2 separate regions of the Homo sapiens genome follow, and region 1 is linked to region 2. A link is a contact called in ENCODE Hi-C or POLR2A ChIA-PET data. All regions are on one chromosome and are shown on one strand. The core of a region is the stretch at or near the end of the contact, and the rest is flanking DNA. Distances in the headings are between cores, read along the strand shown.

Region 1 (6,544 bases), core at 1,479-3,978, 520 kb after region 2:
AATGTGGGCCTGGGGCTGGGCGCATTTTCTGGACCTACTACATATGGAAAGGTTGGGCAATGAACATCCATCCTTGTGATAGTTGCTTAAAGTCATCAATAAGTGCAGTAATGCTTACTTCAGTAGCCATCAGATTTGTATGTTTCTGCAAATCTGGGCTGTTCTTTGCTTCCCTCTTCTGGTGAGTTTCTTTCTTTTTTTTTAGATTTCTTCAGAGAACAGCTATAATTTGGAGGGATGTAGTAAACAAGTCAGTAAGTCTAGAGTAGCATCCAATATCTTATCATCTTCCTAGCTCAATTTCTTGCAACTGAGGCAGTATTGTTATTTCACACAATGGACTTGCTGACATCAACGGAGCCAGAAAGACTAGGCAAAATTGAGACTTAGAATTAGACATTCTGTTGAGTTACTAGATAAGCAGAGCCCAGCTGAGATGGTAAGTTCTGTAGGGATAGTGGAGGGACTCTCTCCCTAAGGATCTAACTCAAATGACTTCATGTTCCAAGCAAGTAAGTAAACCAGTAAAGGGGCAGATATACAGTAGGGAGTACTGGAGGCTATGGCAAACTGGGGAACATATGTCTGGCCTAAGGACATTCAAATGTAAACATTTCAAACATTGAATGTGCCAAACCAAATATGTTAGCGGGCTAAATTTGCCCTATGCACCATCAGTTTGCAACCTCCTCAAGACTTACAGAACTTGGTCTCTAGGGAAAACAGCAACAGGTAGTAGTGGTGAGCCAGAAAAGCGGTTCCTAGCAGGAAGGTTCACACAGGTGTAACAGGATAACCTGAGCATGAGTGTTGTTATGGCATGCAATATGGGAGAAGTAAGCCGTTAGTTAACAGGGTCCCAGTTCCACAGATGAGAGTGGCAGGAGGCAGGGCTCAGTGAAGGGCTCTAAGTCCTCTGTGGTGGCAGAGGGAACAAGACAATTTCCAACCAGGAAGGCCTAGGTTATGAATATGGTAATTGTTATGGGAAATCAGAACAAGGATGCAACAAATGGCAAGATCACATATCACTTATTACTGAATCACTTGCAAATTGAATGTAAATCCCTTACAATATTTTTATTGCTTCTTAAAAACTGAGTTTTAAAATAGTTTATTATAGAACATTTAGAAAATACAAAAAAGCATAATAAAAAAATAACTTTTTGGCTGTCCTACCTGAGGAAAGGCAGCACTGTTTCCAAAGCTTGAAGCCAGGCAGGGAATCAAGAACTTCTGTCTTGGGAAGAGGACTTTGGAGTATGGGGACAGGAAACTGGACTAGGAGCCAGAAATGGGCTGGACAGCCTTTATGAATTATCTATAGCAGAGCTGATTTCAGACTATTTAAGATTATTTATCATAATTTTTTATTTGAAAATATTGTAATTAGGATGGCTGGCACGGTGGCTCATGCCTGTGATCGCAGCACTTTGGGAGGCCCAGGCAGGTGGTTCATCTGAGGTTAGGAGTTTGATACCAGCCTGGCCAACATGATGAAATTCCTGTCTCTACTAAAAATACAAAAATTAGCCGGGCATGGTGGTGGGGCCTGTAATCCCAGCTACTCAGGAGGCTGAGGCGGGAGAAGCACTTGAACCCGGGAGGTGGAGGTTGCAGTGAGCCGATCACACCACTGTACTCCAGCCTGGGTGACAGAGCAAGGCTCCTTCAAAAAAAAAAAAAAAAGAAGAAAGAAAATAAACATTGTAGTTAGGAGCCAGAATGTAAAACTTAGCTCTTATCTAGTCAGATCTTTAGTATTCATAATATACCTTCATCTTTTTAAGGAGGTATGAACTATCAGGATGTCAAATATTCATATCTTACCAAAATGCATGTCCTTAATTTCTCTTTCGGGGTTATGGACTATTCTGGATTATATACACTACTGATCTTCCACATTATGGATTATACTGTTTTAGAATAATTCTGGTTTAACTGAATATATGTATAGCGGAGTATGAATCTTTTCAATCTTCAATTATTAGTCTGTTTTATGTAATAGTTGTGGGTCACTGTGTGTGTTTTTAGTATAGGAGTAACTTTTTTTTTTTTTTAAGAGACAGAGTCTTGTTCTGTCGTGCATGCTGGCGTACAGTGCCACAATCACAGCTCACCGCAGCTTCCAACTTCTGGACTCACATGATCCTTCTGCCTCAGACTTCCAAGTACTTGGGACTACAGTCACGAATCACCACAGCCAGCTTGGAGTGACTTTCTAAGGGTAAATAACGAGTCAATTGAGACTGTAATTATATGACTTGGGGCAAAATTAACTGTGGTCAGCTGACTTGTTACCGTATTTAATTTTAATTTTGGAGCTTGTATTCAAAAGCTATTATATGAATATAAGAATAAATGATTTTTTTAACAAAAAAGAGTATTTTAGAAGAGAAACATGATATCTAGAAGAGAAACATTTCAACTTACTATTCTCTGGGCTTTTGTTAAACTACACTCACATCTCTCCTAAAATAAACAAAATCAATCATCCATCATACGCTCATATAATGGCATTTTCAGTGAATAGAGGTATTGTGCAGAACATGTCCCAAAATGTAAAATCTAAGATTTCCCATATGTGGCTGCCACAATAACTCCACTCATGCATTCTAACATCTAATAGTCTAACATTATTTCTATATTTAGTTTTTCTTTAAACTTCCTCTTTTTTTTTTTGTTTTTTTGGTAATTGCCACATCTGCTTTAGCAATTTTGTGATTTTTAAACTTCCTCCTGCAAAAAGGTTTTAAAAACATTTATGTTGCTTGTATAATATAACCATTATCTCTTTGGAAACTTGGAAAAATATAGTAAAATTAGTGGGAAATGGAATTATAAGCATTCTTTTTTTTTTCTTTTGATGGAGTCTCACTCTGTCGCCCAGGCTGGAGTGCAGTGGCACAATCTCAGTTCATTGCAACCTCCGCCTCCCGGGTTCAAGTGATTCTCCTGCCTCAGCCTCCTGAGTAGCTGGGATTACAGGTGTGCGCCAGCACACCTGACTAATTTTTGTATTTTTAGTAGAGAAGGAGTTTCGCCATGTTGGCCAGGCTTGTCTTGAACTCCAGACCTCAGGTGATCCACCTACCTCAGCTTCCCAAAGTGCTGGGATTACAGGTATGAGCCACCGCCCTTGGCCCAAGCATTCTTTCTTTTTCTTTTTCGTTTTCTTTTCTTTTCTTTTTTTTTTTTTGAGATGGAGTTTCACTCTTGATGCCCAGGCTGGAGTGCAATGGCTCACTGCAACCTCCGCCTCTGGGGTTCAAGCGATTCTCCTGCCTCAGCCTCCCGAGAAGCTGGGATTACAGGCATGTGCCACCACGCCCGGCTAATTTTGTATTTTTAGTAGAGACGAAATTTCTCATGTTGGTCAGGCTGGTCTTGAACTCCCAACCTCAGGTGATCCACCCATCTCGGCCTCCCAAAGTGCTGGGAATGCCAGGTATATTTTCCCCATAGTTTTAGCTCAAGGTATTACATAGTTATTGCCAAAAAAAAACAATGGTAAACATCTATAGCTGAGTCGTCCGTGAATATTTAATGGATTAGTTAAGAAATAGTGACTCAGGAAATATAAACTTTAATCTTAGCTATTTCTGATGTAATGTCATGTCAGTCATTCTTTTTACTCTACGTTATTTTGATTTTGTACCTCATAAAATTTGGGAAACTGCTAGTAAATAACTACACTCAACAATGTGGGAAGGATGAAAGAGGCTTTATGATGTCACAGAAAGAGCAGTTGGCCAGGAATTAGAAGATCTGGCTTCTAAATATAGTCTTTTCACTTAAAATTGCCATGTTACTTTAGGCAAGCCATTTCATTTTTCAGAGGCTGTCATTTTCTTCATCTATCAGATACAGATGATAATACATATCTTATTTATATTTTAAGGCTGTAGGGAAGTACAAAATTAAATAGTGTTGGTAAAAGGACTTTACAAATTGCAAAGTTATAATTTCAGAAATAACACCAGGGCTTTGCTATAGTACCATTTGCTACAGCATGGAATTCAACATAATGCTGCTCTATTTCAGACTATTGAAAGGGGTACGTCAGTGGCAAGGCTATATCATATTCATATTTGCAGGAATTTCTAGGTTGGTATAATGAAATTCAAAGGATATTTATTTTAGAATTCTGACTCATTTCTGTTAACTCATACATATACTATTTCAATGATTTACTTTTGTTTTGAGAATTACTTGATTTTCCCCTATTTGTTCTCCATTCCTTTGTCCACCAACTCCCACCCCCACAAACAGTAAACTAAAAACAGACGTTCTTCTTTTTCTTTTATGAGACAGGGTCTCACTCTATCACCCAGGCTGGAGTATGGTGGCACAATCTTGGCTTATTGCAGCCTCGACCTCCTAGGCTCAAGCAATCCTCCTGCCTCAGCCTCCTGAGTAGCTGGTACAACAGGTGTGAGCCACCGCGCCCAGCTTATTTTTTAGTTTTTGTAGAGACAGGGTTTTGCTGAGTTGCCCAGGCTAGTCTCGAACTCCCAGCCTCAAGTGACCCTCCTCCATCACCTCCCAAAGTCCTGGGATTACAGGCAGGCACCGCCACACCCGGCTCTGAAAACAGATGTTTATAGAAGAACCAATGGTCATTTTTGTGTTCCAGATCTGTTAGAAGTTTACAGTACAATCAAAGGGATTTGAAAAGATCTCATGGAGCTATTCTAGCTTTAGTAAAGCCTATATATAGGAAAATGATGGCTCATTTTATTTGCTGCCCTTCTGAAATCAGGCAAACAGTAGGTATTTCTAAGGTACACTTGAATGCCTGTTTTTTAAAAAAATCAAAGTCACTTTGAATAATGTTACCATTTATTTAAAATCTTTGTTTTTATCCCTGACTCTTTCATAATATAGCCATGCTCTCTCTCTCTCGTATATATATGCACACATACCTATACACATATATGTGTGCGTGTGTGTACGTATATACATATATGTGTATAGGTATGTGTGTATATATATGTATATGCATGCATATATATTTCTATATATATATATATATACACAGAACTGAATATTTGATATCTTGATGTGGTACTTTAAATACAGCATGAACAAAACAGAATTCTTGGTACCCTATTTTGTCACCCCTCTCCTCCAGACATGTTGATTACCCCAGTCTTCTCTATCTCATTTGATGATACCATTATCACTCAGTTACTCCAGTCCAAAATCTGTTTCCCATGATTCTTTTTCATTTAGCCATATATTTAAACCATCAGCTAATCTTTTGACTTTAGCTCTAAAACACATTTAATCTGTGCATTTCTTCCCATCTCTATTATCATCCTATTACAAAGCAATGTCTGTCTGTCTCTCTCTCTCTCTACACACACACACACACTTTCTGCCATTTAAGAGTAAGTTGCAGATATGATACTTCATTATCCCTAAATACTTCAGTGTTTAATTCCCAAATACAAGGACACTCTGTTATACCATTATAATTTTTTAAATAAATAAACATAGATACACTACTATAATCTGTAGATTTTGTTCAGCTATCTCTAATTGTCTAAATAAAACATATTCACTTTTAGCTACCCTAAATCTGCAGGACAAGCTTAAGCAATGTGTTGTACCTAGCACAGAATGATTGGTTCATAGATAGCACCATTATAGTTTCACTTCTCCTAATTGTTTATATGATACCTTTTTTTTTTTTTTTTTTTTTTAAGACAGAATCTCGCTCTGTTGCCCAGGCTAGAGTGTGGTGGCGTGATCTCGGCTCATTGCAACTTCTGCTTTCTGGTTCAAATTCTTGTGCCTCAACCCGTGGAGTAGCTGGGATTACAGGCGTGCACCACCATGCCTGGCTAATTTTTGTATTTTTAGTAGAGACAGGATTTCACCATGTTGGCCAGGCTGGTCTCAAACTCCTGGCCTTAACTGATCCTCCCTGCCTCGGTCTCCCAAAGTGCTGGGATTACAGGCGTGAACCACTATGCCCAGCCTATGTAGTACCTTTATGAAAATACATGAAAGGAAGTGGGGGCTTGGTTCTATCTACCACTGCCTTCTGTCAAATCTTTCACTAGTAACTTAAAATATCTGGTTCTTAGTTTCTTTAAGTATAAGGTTATACAAGATTATCACTGAGGAGCCTAGTGGTTCCAGAATTTCATAATTATATAAGGATGGTTTGTGTCCCCATATTTTAGTCTCAGACTGAATTCTAGCACAATTCTGAGGCTCTTTGTTAATAGTTAGGTTCACTACATGAAGGGCGGGTTGATAGAAGACAGTTCTTAATTTTAAGGTTCTTGCAGGCTACCATAGAAACTCACATACAGGGTTGTTGCTCTGGAGGAAGCAGATGAGCAAAAGTGGCCTCTTTGTGCTCAAGGATCTTGACTCTGTGTATACTGATTATGGAACTTGAACATTAAAGCCCAAAATCTACTAATAATTATTTTCCAACATTTTCTCTCAAGGATTTAAGGATAAAGAGCAAAAGGTAACTGCCAGGATGCTTTTAAACGAAGTTATACTTCTGTCTACATTTCATTTC
Region 2 (5,646 bases), core at 1,717-4,216:
TAAATAACCTGCTCAAGTCTACAGAGCCAGCAAGAAGTAGGGCCAGGGCTTAAACTCAGGTGTTCTTTGCTCAGCAATGCTTGTTAACAATACTTGTTAACGAGCAGCACTTAGTCTCAGAAGCAAACCCTCGTGAACTGGAGAAAAGGCAACAACTTTTTATTCCAGAAATAGTCAGAGAGAGCTCATTCAGTCACAATCAAATGCATTCAAACAGGAGACCAGAATTTCAAAACTAAGATTTCTTTCACTATGCAGTTACAAAAAACAAACAAACAAAACGATGGTCTGCAACTCATGCAGGGAAGGAGTCAGTACTTAGGCCAGCCTGCTATGTACTAAACTCTGAAAGAGATTTACAACCTAAAACAAGAACACCTAATTACTAGAAGTAAAAATATCAATTTTGGACATTTTTGAGCAGAAGAATTTTGTACATAAATCTTTCCTCCTATCTATTTTCTTATTTCTTAAAGCCCTTAACCATACGTCCATATTGCCAGTTTCCAAACTCTGCACTGCCATGCACCGGACATCACAGCAAACTCTCTCAGGGACACTTTCCCAATACTGTTAATTTGGGAGGGAAATACAGTCATACTGGTTGAACACAAAAAACTAATTGTTTTGAACTACTTCATAAATGAAACTGTTAGGTATATGGTTTGGCCTAGGAGTGCCATGCAAAAAGTAGTAAGACTATAAACTGCCATAAAGGAAGAAGGTCTGGAAGCACTGTGCTTTCCAGAAAGGCTATACCAACTACTGATTGATTGACACAGGGTCTTGCTCTGTCACCCAGGCTACAGCTGCATGATCACACTCACTGCAGCCTAAGCCTCCTGGGCTCAAGTGATCCTCCCAACTCAGCCTCTCAAGTAGCTGGGACTACAGGTGTGTGCCACCACACCAGGCTAATTTTTTTTTTTTTTTTTTTTTGGTAGAGACAGGGTCTCACTGTCTCACCCAGGCTCAAACTCCTGGACTCAAGCAATCCTCCTGCCTTGGCCTCCCAAAGTGCTGGAACTACAGGCACGAGACATTGTCCCTGGCCTATACCAATTTTATATTCCCTCCAGTTGTGTGTAAATTATCTTATCCCAACCTTAAAAATACTATTTTCTTACACTTTGAAAATATGAGGCAAAAATAACATGCTTTAATTTGTATTTTTGGATACTGGGAAAAATTTTTTTCTTTTGTATGTTAGTCATTTCTATTTATTTCATTAATTATTGTTCCATACCTTTTGTCCACTTCTTCTTTTTTATTATTATTATTATACTTTAAGTTCTAGGGTACATGTGCACAATGCGCAGGTTTGTTACATATGTATACATGTGCCATGTTGGTGTGCTGCACCCGTTAACTCGTCATTTAGCATTAGGTATATCTCCTAATGCTATCCCTCCCCCCCTCCCCCAACCCCATGACAGGTCCCCGTGTGTGATGTTCCCCACCCTCTGTCCAGGTGTTCTCATTGTTCAATTCCCACATGTGAGAACATGCGGTGTTTGGTTTTTTGTCCTTGCAATAGTTTGCTGAGAATGATGGTTTCCAGCTTCATCCATGTCCCTACAAAGGACATGAACTCATCCATTTCTATGGCTGCATAGTATTCTATGGTGTGTATGTGCCACATTTTCTTAATGCAGTCTATCATTGATGGACTTTTGTCCACTTTTTCTATTGAGGTTGTAGTGCTTTCCAGAATTTTTAGAATGATACTCTGTATCATCATTTTATTTTTTTCCCTCGATTTATGGAAATATACTATAGAGTCTGACATGCAGAAGTTTCTAATTTCTATACAGCCTAAACTTCTGACATTGAACTTTCATTCCTTCTATATTTGCTTTAATCTACCTGAGTATGAATGTCTACAGTATACTAGGCAATATTCTAGGCTAGGCTGAATATCTGTCCCTGTTCTCACAGAGCTAACATTAAACTAGGGGAGTCAAAAAGTAAAATGTAAACAAATAATTAAAGCCTGTTATAAATACAATGAAGGAGAAAACAGGATGTTATCAGAATATAACAGGAAGAAACTACTTTGGATGAAATGAAGCCAGCCATGCAAACAGCTAGGAGGAGAAATTCCAGAAAAGGCAAATGCATAGACATTGAAGGAGTAAAAGCTGATGGGAAGGAACTGAAAGGAAGGACAAAATAACAACAAAATAACTAGAATTAGCATTACAGGTGATGGGGCAAGTGGCATGGGATGAAGCCTGAAAAAGGAGCAAGGGAAAGAAACATCATACACGACATGGTAACAGCTAACTTGGATTTTATACACGTGCAAAAGGAAATGCTGGAGATTTTTTATCAAATGGGATGATAAATATGAACCAGTAATTAATGAAAGTAGTAGAAATGACTAACATACATAAATAATCTAATCTGATTTACATTTTTAAAGGATTACTCTGGCTCCTGGGTGGAGAACAACAGACTGAATGGGAGAGACAAGACTGGAAGAAGTAAGACAGGTGAGAGATGACAGAGGCTAGGATCACAGTGATATCCCTAGAGAGGAAGAGAAGATGAATTCAAGATATATTTTGGAGAAAGATCAGACAGAAGTAAGGAAGGAAAGGATACAGAAGGGCAGAAGGAATCTAAGATAATTTTTACATTTCTGGGCTTATTAATTTGGGTAAATAGATGATGGTGCCACTAATTAAGAAGGAAGAGACTGGGGGAGAAAAATAAATCACAAGTTCTATTTTGGTCACAGTAAGTTTGACATGCCAGAAAGTTTCCCATCAGAGTGGTCAAGTAGAGGGATGGTTCTCTCACTGTGGAGCTCAGAGAAGACTAAGTGGAGCCAAGTTCCTCGCACGGCAGGCCTTTGTATTAGTTGTTTCCTTAGTCTGATGACTCATTCTGATACTCTGTTCAAATCTCTGTCAGGCATTTCAGGTACCTTAGAAAACCCCAGAAGGTATTTTAAACAACCTATTTAAAATAGTTCCCCTGTCCTGTCACATTCTAACTCAAGGGTTGGCAAACAACAGCTGGAGAACCAGATCTAGTGGCTGTGTGTTTCTGTAAATAAAGTTTTATTGGAACACAGTCACACTCCATTGTTTACATATTCTCTATGGCTACTTTAAGGCTACAATGGCAAAGCTGAAGAGCTGCAACAGAGACCATCTTGCCCACAAAGCCTAAAATATTTACTGTGTAACCCTTTACAGAAAAAGTTTGCCAGTCATTGCTCTAACACTATACTCAGGCTTACTCTTCTCTAACTTGAGATTTTATTTCTTTTGCATTAGTACACTAAAAGAAGCTCCATACAGTAGGGTTTTGTCTTAATTCAGCCAATACCTACAACCTGAATAGGTACTAAATAAATTCCTGGAAAGAAATTAACAGAGGGTTCACTGCATTGCCAAGCACTGTACTAAGCTCTTCATACATATTATTGGGTTTAGTTCTTATAATAAGCCTTGTAAACATTAAAATTATTAAACTCATTTTACAAATGAGAAAATTAAGGTTTTTGGATGAAGTGACAGGGGCAAGATTCAAATTTAGATTTTATCTGATGCCAAAGACTACTTTTTACCTACTATACTACTTTACAATTCCTTTTAGTCTTTCTATACAGGAAAATCATATATTTCCTCATTTATTCAAATTACTCCTATGTGAAAGCTATTTTTAAATAACTGCACTCAGCCATTTGTTTGAACTCCTTCATTCTAAGAATCAATAAGTTAGTTCCCTTGGAATTTCTAGCTACATAATCACAAATTGAAAATAACAAATTTTTCTCCTCCATTCTAATTGCCACATCAATTACTTTAATTTTGTATATTTGTGGATTGGTCAAAAGTTTCATAATAATATTAACTAAATAATCGTCACAGAAGGCACTCTTCTGTTAATCATGATTTTCCACTGAAATGCCTCTAAGATTCACCCTAAGTAAGACATGGGCTATTAGGTTAAAATATCCTTCTAGTTCCAATATTCAATGATTTCTTAATCTTATTTATTGGGAATGTCTAATTTTATGTAGTACCTACTAATGTCATATGGTTTTTCACCTTTGAACACATAACAGAATATATTAAAAAATCTAGATGTGGGTTCAGTCTTAAAAAGTGTCAGGTGAAACTCCATTAAAAAAGAAATATATGACCTGTCAACCAGAGTATCAGTAGCAACTGTGTCATCTTCAGAGTTGTAAGAAACCTGGCTTATAAATCAGAATTTGGGCATCAGCTTAAAAACTGCAATTGTCAAAAGAGGAAACAATAAAACAATGAATAAATGAACATTTGAGAACATTACCTTCTGAGGGTCAAGCTTGCCCAGGACCACCTCCATGAAATCTTCATCTGAAAGTATGATTGTTGTATCAGCAGCACCTTTTGCAGGGCCTTGGTACACTTTTCCAGAACCACTTTTCAGGTCAATAGCTGGGAAAAATAGGAAGAAACCAATGTGTATCTTTTTCTCTCCAACAAAATGAGGGTAAAATAAACCAAGTAAAATGCAGACATTTCTATAGTTTCCATGTTAATGTGGCACTTATTCTACACATATTCTATCTATCAATTATACATTATCTGTCATTTAGAAAAAAAGCAAAATATAGAAATACAAGAATACAGAAATTTGAGGTAAAGAAGTGGAACTTCCAGTTCTGTAGTGGCTCAGGTCATGGTCTGCAACCACCACCATCACCTTGAGTTTATAGACACCTATAAGATCACAGCTAATCTTATTTCAGAAGTGAAGAAAGAGATTGTATTCATTTTCTCTTAGTGGCAGAATTCATTACAGGCATCTTACTGTTGATTTTTAGCTCTGTATTTATTAATAACTAAGCTTCTGAAAGAGTCCATAACAATTTCAGTCATACTTCACAGCATTTAATGAGGGAGGGGTGAGGTAACAGATGAGAATATGGCATTTGAAAACTTGGAGACCCCTGAGGATCTTATTAAGATATATACTTTACAAATCACAAAGGGTCACTACAGGAGAAAGAAGGAACTGTTTTTGTTTATGCTACCTTCCCTTAATATTAGGTCTTTGCTGGCACAAACATGTTTTGTCTTTGTATCCCCTATACTTCCTTGAAGAGAAAATACTTAGGAATTATTTGATAAATGGAAAAGCACATGAAAGAAGGATGTCTACCCCCAAAAATATATATATATATATAAAATATATATTAGTAATAACAAACACAAAGAAAAAAACCCAGGTTAAAAATTAAGTTTTTAAAAATCACACCAAGAGCATATTACTTTTGTGTTATTCCTGCCAAAAGTTCATAAACTAAAACTAAACATGAAAAAAGCATCAACTAAAAACAAACCAAGAAACAAGCTATAAAATAATTGGTCTCCAGCCTTCAAATATCTCAAAATTGGGAAAAGCAAAGACTGAGGAACTCATCCAGATTAAAGCAGACTAGAGACCTAAGAACCAAATGTAATGTATAATCCCAGATGGGACCCTGATCAATTCTTTTTCTTTCTTCATTTTAGTAATGAATAATAATTATTATTGTTTTGCTATAAAGGACATTATTGGGACAATTGAAATATTAACAAGATCTGCAGATTAGCTAACATACTGCATCAATGTTAATCTCCTGATATTGATCTTTGTTGT

The links. A loop is a pair of places that touch in the nucleus more often than their neighbours do. ChIA-PET counts read pairs that join two places held with the same protein, here RNA polymerase II (POLR2A).
Region 1: a map with no recorded cell type shows a loop between it and region 2 (4-fold over the local background). The contact joins two enhancer-like sites. A Hi-C loop is called at or near these places in 1 of 37 single-sample maps with no recorded cell type. POLR2A ChIA-PET finds 5 or more read pairs at or near these places in 1 of 52 experiments (Panc1).

Annotation. Positions count from the first base shown.
Region 1 is chr5:119,015,760-119,022,303 of GRCh38, reverse strand. DMXL1-DT (DMXL1 divergent transcript) reads left to right here. Exons shown (of 3, transcript NR_134250.1): 2 at 2,064-2,227. Among named protein-coding and RNA genes, the nearest start is that of DTWD2, 30 kb to the right of the region's middle. Within about 2 kb of position 2,728, at least 3 of the 41 ENCODE cell types and tissues checked have a DNase peak (open chromatin) inside an H3K27ac peak, as active enhancers do.
Region 2 is chr5:119,535,216-119,540,861 of GRCh38, reverse strand. HSD17B4 (hydroxysteroid 17-beta dehydrogenase 4) reads right to left here. Exons shown (of 24, transcript NM_000414.4): 23 at 4,312-4,439. Among named protein-coding and RNA genes, the nearest start is that of HSD17B4, 86 kb to the right of the region's middle. RefSeq lists an enhancer at 2,656-2,735. Within about 2 kb of position 2,966, at least 2 of the 41 ENCODE cell types and tissues checked have a DNase peak (open chromatin) inside an H3K27ac peak, as active enhancers do.